Linked DNA regions of Homo sapiens: regions 1 and 2 are each linked to region 3. Evidence: chromatin contacts called from ENCODE Hi-C or POLR2A ChIA-PET data. All regions are on one chromosome and are shown on one strand. Each heading gives the region's core, a stretch centred on a gene start or an enhancer-like site at or near the end of the contact. The rest is flanking DNA. Distances are from core to core; before and after follow the strand shown. Region 1 overlaps ABCC4 (ATP binding cassette subfamily C member 4 (PEL blood group)). Region 2 holds the start of UGGT2 (UDP-glucose glycoprotein glucosyltransferase 2). Region 3 holds the start of MIR17HG (miR-17-92a-1 cluster host gene).

Evidence for each region. A loop is a pair of places that touch in the nucleus more often than their neighbours do. ChIA-PET counts read pairs that join two places held with the same protein, here RNA polymerase II (POLR2A). Pooled maps may share reads with other maps.
Region 1: a map with no recorded cell type shows a loop between it and region 3 (8-fold over the local background). The contact joins the enhancer-like site here to the promoter of MIR17HG in region 3. A Hi-C loop is called at or near these places in 3 of 37 single-sample maps with no recorded cell type and 3 of 50 pooled maps. POLR2A ChIA-PET finds 5 or more read pairs at or near these places in 2 of 52 experiments (A673 and BJ).
Region 2: a pooled map shows a loop between it and region 3 (28-fold over the local background). The contact joins the promoter of UGGT2 here to the promoter of MIR17HG in region 3. A Hi-C loop is called at or near these places in 2 of 37 single-sample maps with no recorded cell type and 8 of 50 pooled maps. POLR2A ChIA-PET finds 5 or more read pairs at or near these places in 1 of 52 experiments (T-cell).

The regions. Positions count from the first base shown.
Region 1 is chr13:95,225,357-95,229,035 of GRCh38, forward strand. The region is part of intron 4 of ABCC4 (ATP binding cassette subfamily C member 4 (PEL blood group)); the gene reads right to left. Among named protein-coding and RNA genes, the nearest start is that of SNORD13G, 17 kb to the left of the region's middle. RefSeq lists a silencer at 1,239-1,533. Within about 2 kb of position 2,120, at least 5 of the 41 ENCODE cell types and tissues checked have a DNase peak (open chromatin) inside an H3K27ac peak, as active enhancers do.
Region 2 is chr13:96,051,364-96,055,115 of GRCh38, forward strand. It overlaps UGGT2 (UDP-glucose glycoprotein glucosyltransferase 2), which reads right to left and starts at 2,038. Exons shown (of 39, transcript NM_020121.4): 1 at 1,792-2,038. The coding sequence starts at 1,949. RefSeq lists an enhancer at 1,800-2,299.
Region 3 is chr13:91,345,108-91,348,988 of GRCh38, forward strand. It overlaps MIR17HG (miR-17-92a-1 cluster host gene), which reads left to right and starts at 2,580. Exons shown (of 3, transcript NR_197388.1): 1 at 2,580-2,852. RefSeq lists enhancers at 2,069-2,148, 3,618-3,881 and silencers at 2,249-3,028, 3,079-3,881.

The sequences.
Region 1 (3,679 bases), core at 870-3,369, 3.9 Mb after region 3:
ACGGTAAGTGAAAATTTAAAATACGATTTATGGCCGGGCACAGTGGCTCACTCCTGTAATCCCAGCACTTTGGGAGGCCAAGGTGGGTGGATCACCTGAGGTCAGGAGTTCGAGACCTGCCTGGCCAACATGGTAAAATCCCGTCTCTACTAAAAATACAAAAATTAGTCGGGTGCAGTGGCATGCATCTGTAATCCCAGCTACTCAGGAGGCTGAGGCAGGGTAATTGCTTGAGCCCAGGAGGCGGAGGTTGCAGTGAGCCAAGATCGTGCCACTGCACTCCAGCTTGGGCAACAGAGCGAGAGTCTGTCTCAAAAAATAAATAAAATAAATAAATAAAATACCATTTATAACAGCACAAATGCTACTTTGAATTATGGCATTCTTTTTTAAATGCTAACAAATATAAAAATATAAAAATATAAAATATAAAAATATAACAAATGATCTTTAAGACCTCTATCCTAATAATTACAAGGAGAGTTAAAGATCTAGGGCTTGGCGTGAGTGGCTCATGCCTGTAATCCCAACACTTTGGCAGGCTGAAACAGGAGAATCAATTGAGCTCAGGAAGATCATCCTGGGCAACATACTGAGACTCCATCTCCACTTAAAAAAAAAAAAAAAAGAAAAAGAAATGTATAAAGATGTAGATAACTGAGGAATAGGTAAATACACTATTTTCTTAGACTGGAAATCTAAATAATGTTAAGATGCCCACTCTTAACATTAATAGTCAGGTGGATAGAATTGCCCTGTTGGAGAATTACTTCTCCAACAGGGCAATTACTTCATCTGGAATTACTTCATCTGGAATTCTAAGACCATGTCTTAGAATTCAAGATGCATAACCCAACAGTTTCCTGTAAAACTTGAAAAGCTGATTCTAAAGTCAATATGAAAATGCAAGAGACTTAGAATAGTCAAAACAATCATAAAAGAAAAACAGGTTGGGTAACTTTCACTATTTGATTTATAAAGCTATAGTAATTAAGATAATTTGCTATGAAGAAAGAATAGATTCTATCCATCTGACTACTAAAGTAAAACAAAGAAAATATAGATCAACAAAACAGAATAGAGGATCCAGAAAAAGATTCACACATAAATGGCCATCTAATCTACATTTTCTCCAACTTAATTCAATGGGGAAAGAGTAGTCTTCAACAAGTTGTTATCAGGAAACTGGCCCTGGGAAGCGAATGTGCTTCTCTTAAGATTTTACAGCTTAGAAAATGACAGCACTGAGATGTGAACTCAGGTCTGACTGCTCTGAGTCCATGATTGCTCTCAGAGTCCACACTCAATCTCTACCCTTGCCAATCTGCCACTAGAGGACTTCATGGAGTCTTCTACAAAGTGCCTGGACACCTGACTCAACACCCGGGCTCTCCTGCATATGAGATTCCCAGACCAGATGGTAGGACACTCGGGCTGATGAACAGCTACCATGCTTGAGGTTTATACCTACAAGTCCGAAGGAGTTATTCACCAATGAGGGGGATTAAACCCGCAACCCATATGCTATCTCTGTGAACTGGAAGGTCTTAGTTATAAAGCATAAAATTAAGCTGAACACATATTTGAGGCCTATTAGTATCACATAGGAGCTTTTAAAATTTCCCTAAAGCAATTAAATCAGAATGTTTAGGGGAAGAGTCCAGACACCAGTGGTATTTTAAAGATTTCCCCTCATGAATACAACAGAGAGCAGTTTGAGGAACCACTGAGCTAAAGCATTTTCTTCCAGTTTGCACCCACACCCCAGTGAAGCAAATACAATTATCAGATGATGGGACGCATCTGACACTCCTAAATCTCCAGCAGCAGAAATTTCCTCTTGGAAAAATCCAAACAAAACAAGTCCTCCCTCCTTAACTTGCTTTCTTAGCTCAAACTCCAAGCTATGGAAAGTTAACTTGGCTCCTCTTAAGCTATTCCCTAGCAAACTAGAAGACTGACAAATTGTCCCTTGATGAGATTAATGTCTCACAAAATGCCCAGGTACAATTCAAGTTCACATCAGAAGTAAAACCAAAAACTGTGGGGGAGAAAAGTTTTTGAAACAAAAATTTTAACGTATTATGGACAATGTAAGAAGCACTACTGGGTCATTCTAATTTTGTCAGAAACTTAGAAAATAACATTAGAAGAGGAAGTCCAACCAAAGTATCACATGTGTCCAGGGAGATAACTTCCACACACACCACACAGTTTCACTTTGACAACACTGTCAAGAGGCTCTCTACGAATCTTCAGAAAGGAAACCGATCTACAGACTAATAGACAAAAGATTAGTTTGAGCCATATGAAATTGCTAGTTTTGTAAAAAGGCCCAAAGGAGTTGAATATATGTAATTTCTTTTTTTTAAAGAAGAGTCTTGTTCTGTCACCCACGCTGGAGTGCGGTGGCACGGATCTCAGCTCACTGCAACCTCCACCTCCTGGGTTCAAGCAATTCTTGTGCCTCAGCCTCCCAAGTAGATGGGATCACAGGCGTGCACCACCATGCCAGGCTAATTTTTGTATTTTTAGTAGAGATGGGGTTTCACCATGTTGGTCAGGCTGGTCTCGAACTCCTGGCCTCAAGTGATCCACCCACCTTGGCCTCCCATAGTGTTGGGATTACAGGTGTGAGCCACTGCACCCGGCCCTGAATATCTGTAATTTCATACTATTCAGTCTAAATATAAAGCAATATACAGTCTACAGTGAAATAAAAATAGCTTTAAATAAAAACAAAAGTTCTGTTTTAAAACTAAGACCACAACACTGTATGGCTCAGTTGCTGACAAAATTTGCTATCAATTGTCTGTCCACATCCACTGAGAAAACCCAGAGGGAGACGGGGTGGGAAGACTGGGATGCAGCCAGAGAGCTACAGGTGGCTGCAATCTTCTCACCATCAGCGCATGACGGTGCATTTATTTTTTTTACTTCAGGTTCTACTTATTGCATAGGGCGGCAGACATGACTTGGGAAGGGTGCACAAGCCCAGCCTCTCTGTGCATTATGGGAGGGCACCTTCCACTTCCTACTCAGTCTGTGGTAGAGGAGGCTGTCTGCTGCTCTGACCACTGACCTAAAAATATACCTGCCCTGCAGCAATGCCAAGAAAAGAGAAGGAAAAGATCAAGGCCAGGCGCAGTGGCTCACACCTGTAATCCCAGCACTTTGAGAGGTCAATGTAGGCGCATTACCTGAGGTTTGGAGTTCGCGACCAGCCTGGCCAACATGGTGAAATGCCGTCTCTACTAAAAATACAAAAATGCACCACCATGCCTGTAATCCCAGCTACTTGGGAAGCTGAGGCATGGGAATCACTTGAACCCGGGAGGCGGAGGTTGCAGTGAACTAAGATCATGCCACTGTGCTCTAGCCTGGGCGACAGAGCAAGACTCTGTCTTGAAAAAAAAAAAAAAGCCAGGAGTGGTGGCTCACACCTGTAATCCTGGTACTTTGGGAGGCCAAGGCAGGAGGATCCCTTGAGCCCAGGAGTTCGAGACCAGCCTGGGCAACATAGGGAGACCCTGTCTCTTTAAAGAAAAAAAAAGGAAATGGTCAAGAGGAGAGGGTTCTCAAATGAAAAGATTAAAAGAAACAGGAATTCTTCCCCCAGAAAGATGAAGAGTACCTGATAATATGAACTCTGGATGGAGCATCCAAGAGAATATATACA
Region 2 (3,752 bases), core at 788-3,287, 4.7 Mb after region 3:
GATACACCTAATGTAAATGATGAGTTAATGGGTGCAGCACACCAACATGGCACATGTATATCTATGTACCTGCACGTTGTGCACATGTACCCTAGAACTTAAAGTATAATAATAAAAAAAATAGCTGGGACTTAATTAAACTAAACAGCTTTTGCACGGCAAAAGGAATAGTCAGCAGAGTAAACAGACAACCCACAAAACGGGAGAAAATCTTCACAATCTATACATCTGAAAAAGGATTAATATCCAGAATCTACAAGGAACTCAAATCAGCAGGAAAAAAAAAACAGTCCCATCAAAAAGTGGGCTAAGGACATGAATAGACAATTCTCAAAAGATATATAAATGGCTAACATGAAAAAATGCTCAACATACTAATGATCAGGGAAACACAAATCAAAACCACAATGCGATACCACCTTACTCCTGCAAGAATGGCCATAATAAAAAAATAAAAATAAATAATAGATGTTGGCGTGGATGCAGCGAACAGGGAACACTTCTACACTGCTGGTGGGAATGTAAACTAGTATAACCACTATGGAAAACAGTGTGGGGAGTCCTCAAAGTACTAAGAGTAGATCTACCATTTGATCCAGCAATCCCACTACTAGGTATCTACCCAGAGGAAAAGAAGTCATGAAAAAGATAGTTGCACAAGTATGTTTATAGCAGCACAATTCACAAGTGCAAAAATGTGGAACCAATCCAAATACCCATCAATCAACGAGTGGATAAACTGTGGCATATATATGATGGAACACTACTCAGCCATAAAAAGGAATCAATTAATGGCATTCACAGCAACCTGGATGAGATTAGAGACTATTATTCTAAGTGAAGTAAGTCAGAAATGGAAAACCAAATATAGTATGTTCTCACTGATATGTGGGAACTAAGCTATGAGGATGCAAAGGCATAAGATTGACACAATGGACTTCGGGGACTCGGGGGAAAGGTTGAGAAGGGAGTGAGGGATAAAAGACTACAAATTGGGTGCAGTGTATATACTGATGGGGTGATGGGTGTACCAAAATCTCAGAAATCACCACTAAAGAACTTACTCATGTAACCAAACACCACCTGTTCCCCAATAAACTATAGAAATGAAAAAAAAAAAGAACTTTTAGCATCAAATACATGAACTTATGTGGAGTCATGGAGTCTCTTTTTAGGGACACACACTGTTGCTGTGGTGAACAGCCATTAAGTCATTGGTGTAAAACTTCATTTTTGCTAAGAGAAAGAACTTTCTAATTTTACTCAACTAGAATACTAAAGGGCAAAATGCAATAGCTACAAGTTTTGTTCTGCAGAGTAAATGACAGGTCATGAACTAATTCCGTTGGAAGAGATACAGGAAAAATATTACCTTGCAGGAAGCTGCCCTCCCCATAGTAAGCCTAGGAGCTGATGGTATGATGTCATCATTACGAAACTAGGTACTTTAAGCACTGTCTGAACAGAACTGCCTACCCCAGTAGAAGCTCTTGCGTTAAGTGCCACGCGTAAATGCTAATACATCCCAACGTATTAAAGCAGGGCAGGGAAGCTTTAAAAATCGTAGGTAAAGTAAGACTGAGGGGGAAAGGAACTGCAAGTGAGTGCTGCACGGGAACCGAGAAGCCGCCCCGGGTCGGGAAGGAAGGAGGTGGTGATGCTCAGGGCCAGAGCGGGGGCGTCTGGAGAACCCGGGTGGGAGCCAGACACCCGCTGCGAGCACGAAGAAAGCGCGGCTGAGGGTGGCAGCGCGCCCACACCCGCCCGGACGAGGGCCCGGCCCGCACCCACCTTGCCTCCAGCAGCAGCGGGGTCTCGGGCCACTTCGCGGCCAAGTGGGCAGTCACCGACTTGGACGCGGCGACCGTCCCGGAGCCGAGCTGCGAAAGCCACAGCGCTGTGGAGCCTAGTAGCAGCCGCACCACGTTCGTGGCTTTCGCTGGCGCCATGGCACGGAGAGAAAAGCGCGAGTCCCTCGGACCCGGTACCCACAGTCTGTGGCCGCCACGCTTCGGCCGGCTCTTCCCGCTGCGCGGCTGCCCACTTCCGGTGGGAGGAGCTCGAGTCCGTTACTGGGTGCCGGGTCCAGACCGGCGCATGCGTGTCCCGCTCCGGCGCGGTTTAGTGGGTGCGGCCTGGAGAGCCCACGCCAGCCGGACACTGGGCCACGTCGGAGCCGCCGGGGCGGCGCCGGGTTGCTGAGCGGCGTCACAGATGCTCCCGCGGGTCCGCTCCCGCGGGTCCATTCCCAGGACTTTGGGTTCTCGGACAGAGGCCTTAGGACACGGGGCGGGAAGCTGGCTCTCCAGACCGAACTAGGGCTCTGGAGTTGCCAAAATCTGGAAGCAAAGTCAGGACCACTTGCATATTGTCCACCTTTTACATAGGAGGAAAATAAGTCCAGTTAAAGTTGAAGTCCCCACCTCACGCAGTTCTCAAGTGTTACTACAGGTTGGAATCACCTGGGAGAGCTTTTATAAGGCCGCCGCCAAGGCCACGCCCCGTACCTGAGAATCTCGGGAGGGGGGGTGAGATGCGGCATCAGTAGTATTAGTTAAAATCCGCAGGCCGGGCGCGGTGGCTCACGCCTGTAATCCCAGCACTTTGGGAGGCCGAGGCGGGCGGATCACGAGGTCAGGAGATCGAGACCATCCTGGCTAAAACGGTGAAACCCCGTCTCTACTAAAAATACAAAAAATTAGCCGGGCGTAGTGGCGGGCGCCTGTAGTCCCAGCTACTTGGGAGGCTGAGGCAGGAGAATGGCGTGAACCCAGGAGGCGGAGCTTGCAGTGAGCCGAGATCCCGCCACTGCACTCCAGCCTGGGCAACAGAGCGAGACTCCGTCTCAAAAAAAAAAAAAAAAAAAAAATCCGCAGGTGATTCCAGTGTCCAATCATGTTAGGAAACCCGTGACTTACGGGTGGCTCTCAAACTTTAACCACTTGCTTGTTAAAACACTGCAGAGTGGTGGGCCTCCCCACAGTGTTTCGGATTCAGTAGAGCCCTTGCGGGGGCCGAGAACTTGCATTTTATTTCTCCCAAGTTCGCAGATAATACTAGTGGCTAGAAATCACACTGGAGCCTTTTCCATTGGAAGGTGTGGTCCAGGGTAGGCTTCAGCTGTGAGCTCAATGGAAATGCAGAAGCTCAGGCCCCGCCCCAGACCTAATGAATCAAGATCTCCAATTTAACGGGAACCACAGGTGATTCCTATGCACAGGAAAGGTGGAGAAGAGTGATTTAGAGGATTACATTTAAAAGTGCACAGAAAAGTGCCAATAAGCCTGAGCATGGTGGCTCACGCCTGTAGTCCCAGCACTTTGGAAGGTCGAGGCGGGAAGGTAGCTTAAGCCGAGGAGGTAGAGGCTGCAGAAAACGGTGATTGCGCCACTGCCCTCCAACCTGGGCGAAAGAGGGAGACCGTGTCTCAAAAAAACAAACAAACAAAAGGCCAATACGTGATAGTTGTTTTGTCAGAGTAAAATATATGGTAAAAGAGTTTAGCGGATGCACGGATTCATTGCTTTTTTTCTCTCCTGTTACTCCTTTGCCCTGCAGGGAAGCTGGATCTCTTGAAGTTGCGGAAACATAGTCATTCCCTTTTTTCGTTTCATTTGCTTAGTCAGTACCCTTCCTTAGAAAACCCTATTCCGCTAAGCAGTTCCACGAATTTCCAGAATAATTTCTCACTTCCAAAGTTTAGCCTTCATTTCCTGATTTATCCTACTTGGTATGATCTATCCTTACTTTAA
Region 3 (3,881 bases), core at 1,330-3,829:
CGCAAAAATATGAAATATACTTAATTGCTTAGCCAATTTTTAGACCCTCTGAATTACTATTTAAATTATATATAAATACAGGTTTAAAATAACACTAGAAGTTGTCTTTAACTTAGATTCTTGCATCATTCCTATGTTTTCACATCTATAATGTGAATGTGATTATTGTTTTATTAGTTTCTTAAATTCTATAATTATGCTAAAACACAACATTTTAACTGAATTTATCTTTCAAAAATTCAACACATTTAACTCAGTTGATACTGACATAGTTAAACAATAAAAGGTAGGAAATAAAATCCTCAATATTATTTACAAGGTCAATAACTTTTCAGATCTTCTTAATTCATAACATCTATAAGACCGAAACACATGGGTAAAAAGTAAAAAATACAGATATTCTCTATTACTTTCTATATATCATGTAAACTGAGGGCTATATAGAACTGCTCTGACGTTGAACTGAGCTTTTCATTTTATCTAAAACGTTCTGAATGTTCTGGATTGTGTAAAACAGTACTGTGTTTTAGCTGACTTGAGAAGGCTGTGTGTCTCACTTTGGCATTTCAGATTGCTTTATTTTTACATTCCTTGGTTGCAGAAGGCATTTGTTAGCAGTTCACATATTTTTGTGATCTTCAAAATTATAACCACAAAAATCTTCCCTTTAGTTATCAAGTATACCCAAGTGTGGCCCCTAAAATCAGGGAAGATAGGTTTCTCACTAGTAGTGACTTCCAAAAAACATCAAGTTGGCTAAGCTTCAAATTCATTTGGGATTAAAACGTTTTCAATTATTCTAATTATACTTAAGATAATTTATTAATTTTGAAAGGAAGTATGAGCGAAACCCTTAAAATGCAACCTACTAATTCTGAAACTTTCTGGAATTTCCAAGTCAGTAGGTTTAAATGAATTTGCGTCTTCCAAAATCCTGATTACCATAAAAAAGGGTATACATTAAGAATTATTTCTTATACTGTAGTCACAGAAAATAGTTGCTTGTATGTCAGATTTCCACAGAAATATAGTGAGATACCTAAAAACAGCTTTTTAAAGCTAGTAGTATTTCAATGTTGACTTTAATTGGAAGGAAACTATGAGATGAATAACTCCTGCTAAGAAACCTGTATATAGGTGGGATTTCCCATGATTCAGAGAGTGTGATGAACAATCTTACTCACAACATCCCCCCGCCTCAACCATTCTAATTTGAAACAGAAGATAAAGTTTTAAAGAAAAAGGCATTGACATATTAGTCAATGCCGACCAAAAGTAACGTAAAATTAGACTTGTAATAAAATTAGCAGTGTTTTCCTCTTTGAAACGTTCATAAATGACTATATTACAGAAATATTAGATATTGTAAAATTTCAGATTTGGCCTTTTATTTTGATTTACAAAGAAAGGAATATCTAGAAACTAGACTCAATAAAAAAAAGAGTAGCAAAACTTTAATCCACTATTTTTTATGTCATCACTAGTTTGACAATTGGATTTAAGCAAAGCATGATAAAATAAGTCAAAGACAGTAAATGACAATACTGTCAAGGTTTGAATGTCAAAAATTTTAACATTGGGGCATTAAAGACATCCTTTGGTAATGTGTGTTTTACAGTTGACTTGTACAATCACGAACCAGTGATATGTGCTTTGCAGTAGCTACTTACTAGATTTAAACCAATTTATAATTGCTGTATTTCTCGTAAATGTTATGAATCCTCACTTTTAACAATTATGTTTCTGAGAATTCCGGAATTTCCTGAACCACAATGTGAAGAAGGAGGTGCTCCTGATTGGGCTTCTTTTCTCAGCTTTGTGGTTGTTTATGAGGTTCTTTCCGAGCTATGCTATTTCTACTGGAGAACCCAGAGTTCTTACTAAATGCAGCTGGGCATGAGAGGGGAGGCTCAGGTACTGCAGCTGTGAAACCTCTGCTCGGGCATGCGTTTTGGTTTACACGCGGCCAGGTTAAGGAAACACATTGCCACGAAGTGTGCATTCACAAGAGTGTCGGGTGTAATGTATTTATTTCTGGGTCTCAAACGATCTTTGCAGCGAGTAATTCTGTTTCGATGTTAAAGTCACTGGATTTTACTTCTCTGGTTCCGGTTGGCCTGGAGCAGGCCCCTAATTACCTCGGAAACCCACCAAGGGCCGGTAAAGTAATAAACTGTGATCGCACAGCGTACACGTCGAGTCCCAGGGAGAGCAGGGCTCCCAGGAAGCCCCGGGAAGCGTGCGCTTCCAGGAGGGTGTGCGGCGCGCGGGGGTCTGCACGCGCGCAGAGCTTGTTAACGGAGGGCGTGCCGGAGGCGTGGCGCGAGGTGTTCGGGCGAGGCGCTCCGCGAGGCTGGCGGCGGTGGGCGGGCCACGGGGGAGCGCGGCCCGGGGAAGGCTGCGCGGCGCCGCCAGCGGCTCCCGGCTCCCGCTCTCCCGGCCGCCAAGAACGAGCCGCCGTGGGCGGGGCCTGCGGTGATTGGCGGGCGGGCGGGGAGGTCGGAAGTACTTTGTTTTTTATGCTAATGAGGGAGTGGGGCTTGTCCGTATTTACGTTGAGGCGGGAGCCGCCGCCCTTCATTCACCCACATGGTCCTTCGAGGTGCCGCCGCCGCCGCCCGACCTGCGCCTTCGCGCCACTTCGCGCCCTCGGGCGAGGCCGAGGGGGTGGGGACGACTACCGCAGCGCCGCCGGGGCTCGCGCTCCTCCGCGAAGCTCTCCTCGCGGGGCGGGCCGGCCGGCCGCACCCCCGGCCTGGGGCCTCCGGTCGTAGTAAAGCGCAGGCGGGCGGGGAGGCGGGAGCAGGAGCCCGCGGCCGGCCAGCCGAAGATGGTGGCGGCTACTCCTCCTGGTGAGTCTGCCCGCCCCTCCGGCGACGGAGGGAAACCTGTTGTGTGCGGCCCGGGTCTGGCGGGCGGGGCGGAGCGGCCCGGGGCGGACTGGCCCGGGGCAGCGTGGCGGCGGCGGCGTGGCCGGGGCGGGTCTCGGCCGTTGGCCGCCCCGGCGTGTGGCAGCCGCATCTGGCTGCCCCCTCGCTCGCCCGCGGGCCGGCGGAGGGGGGCAGGGCCGGGGCGGGAGGGTGGGAGGGGGCGGCGTGCGCGTGGCGGCCGCGCCCGGGACCCGCGCAGACCCTGCCTGGGCCGACCCGAAGGCGGGTGGGCGGACGGCGAACACAATGGCCCCTCGGGGAGAGGACGTGCGAGGCCCGTGCCTTCTCCGGGGCCCGGGGCGCGCGCGGGGCGTGGGGTCTCTGGGTAGGAAAGTTTCTCCCGAGGGCGAGAGTTAAAGCGCCTCCAGAACAAAGCGGCGGCGGCGGCGGCACATGGGGCAGGCCGCGGGCCGGGAGGGGGCGCGCCCACGAGGTACCTGCGCGCCAGCGGGCGGCGTGGCGTGGGCGGGAGCCCGCGGTTCCCCAAACTTTGTACGCGCGAGGGTGGGCGGAGGGGCGCCGAGATCGGCGCGGCCTGGGCGCCACCCCCGCTCCGCGTGGGCTTTGTTAGCCCGCGTGGGCAGCCTCGGGGCGGGGCCCGCAACTTCCCCGCCGTGGCCCTCGGAGGAGGCCGCAGTCGGCCTCAGCCGCGGCGTGGAGCCGCCTGCGCCCGGCCGCTTGCTGGGAGTGTGGCGCGGGAGGGCCAGCCCGGCTCGGCGGGAGCGGCGTCCCCGCCGCCATGTTCCTGCGGGGCGGGCTGCACGGGGGTGAGGGCGGGGGACATGGCGGCGACTGCGCGCCGCCGCCGATTGTTCCCGGCTTAGGCCTCGGGCCGCGTGCGACGGGCACCGCGGCCGCGGAGCCCCCGCCCCTCTGGGCCGGGCTCGGGGGGGCTGGGGGACACAAAGGAGGGGCGGCGCGCCCGCGTCCCCGCCGCACTCGGGCCTCGGC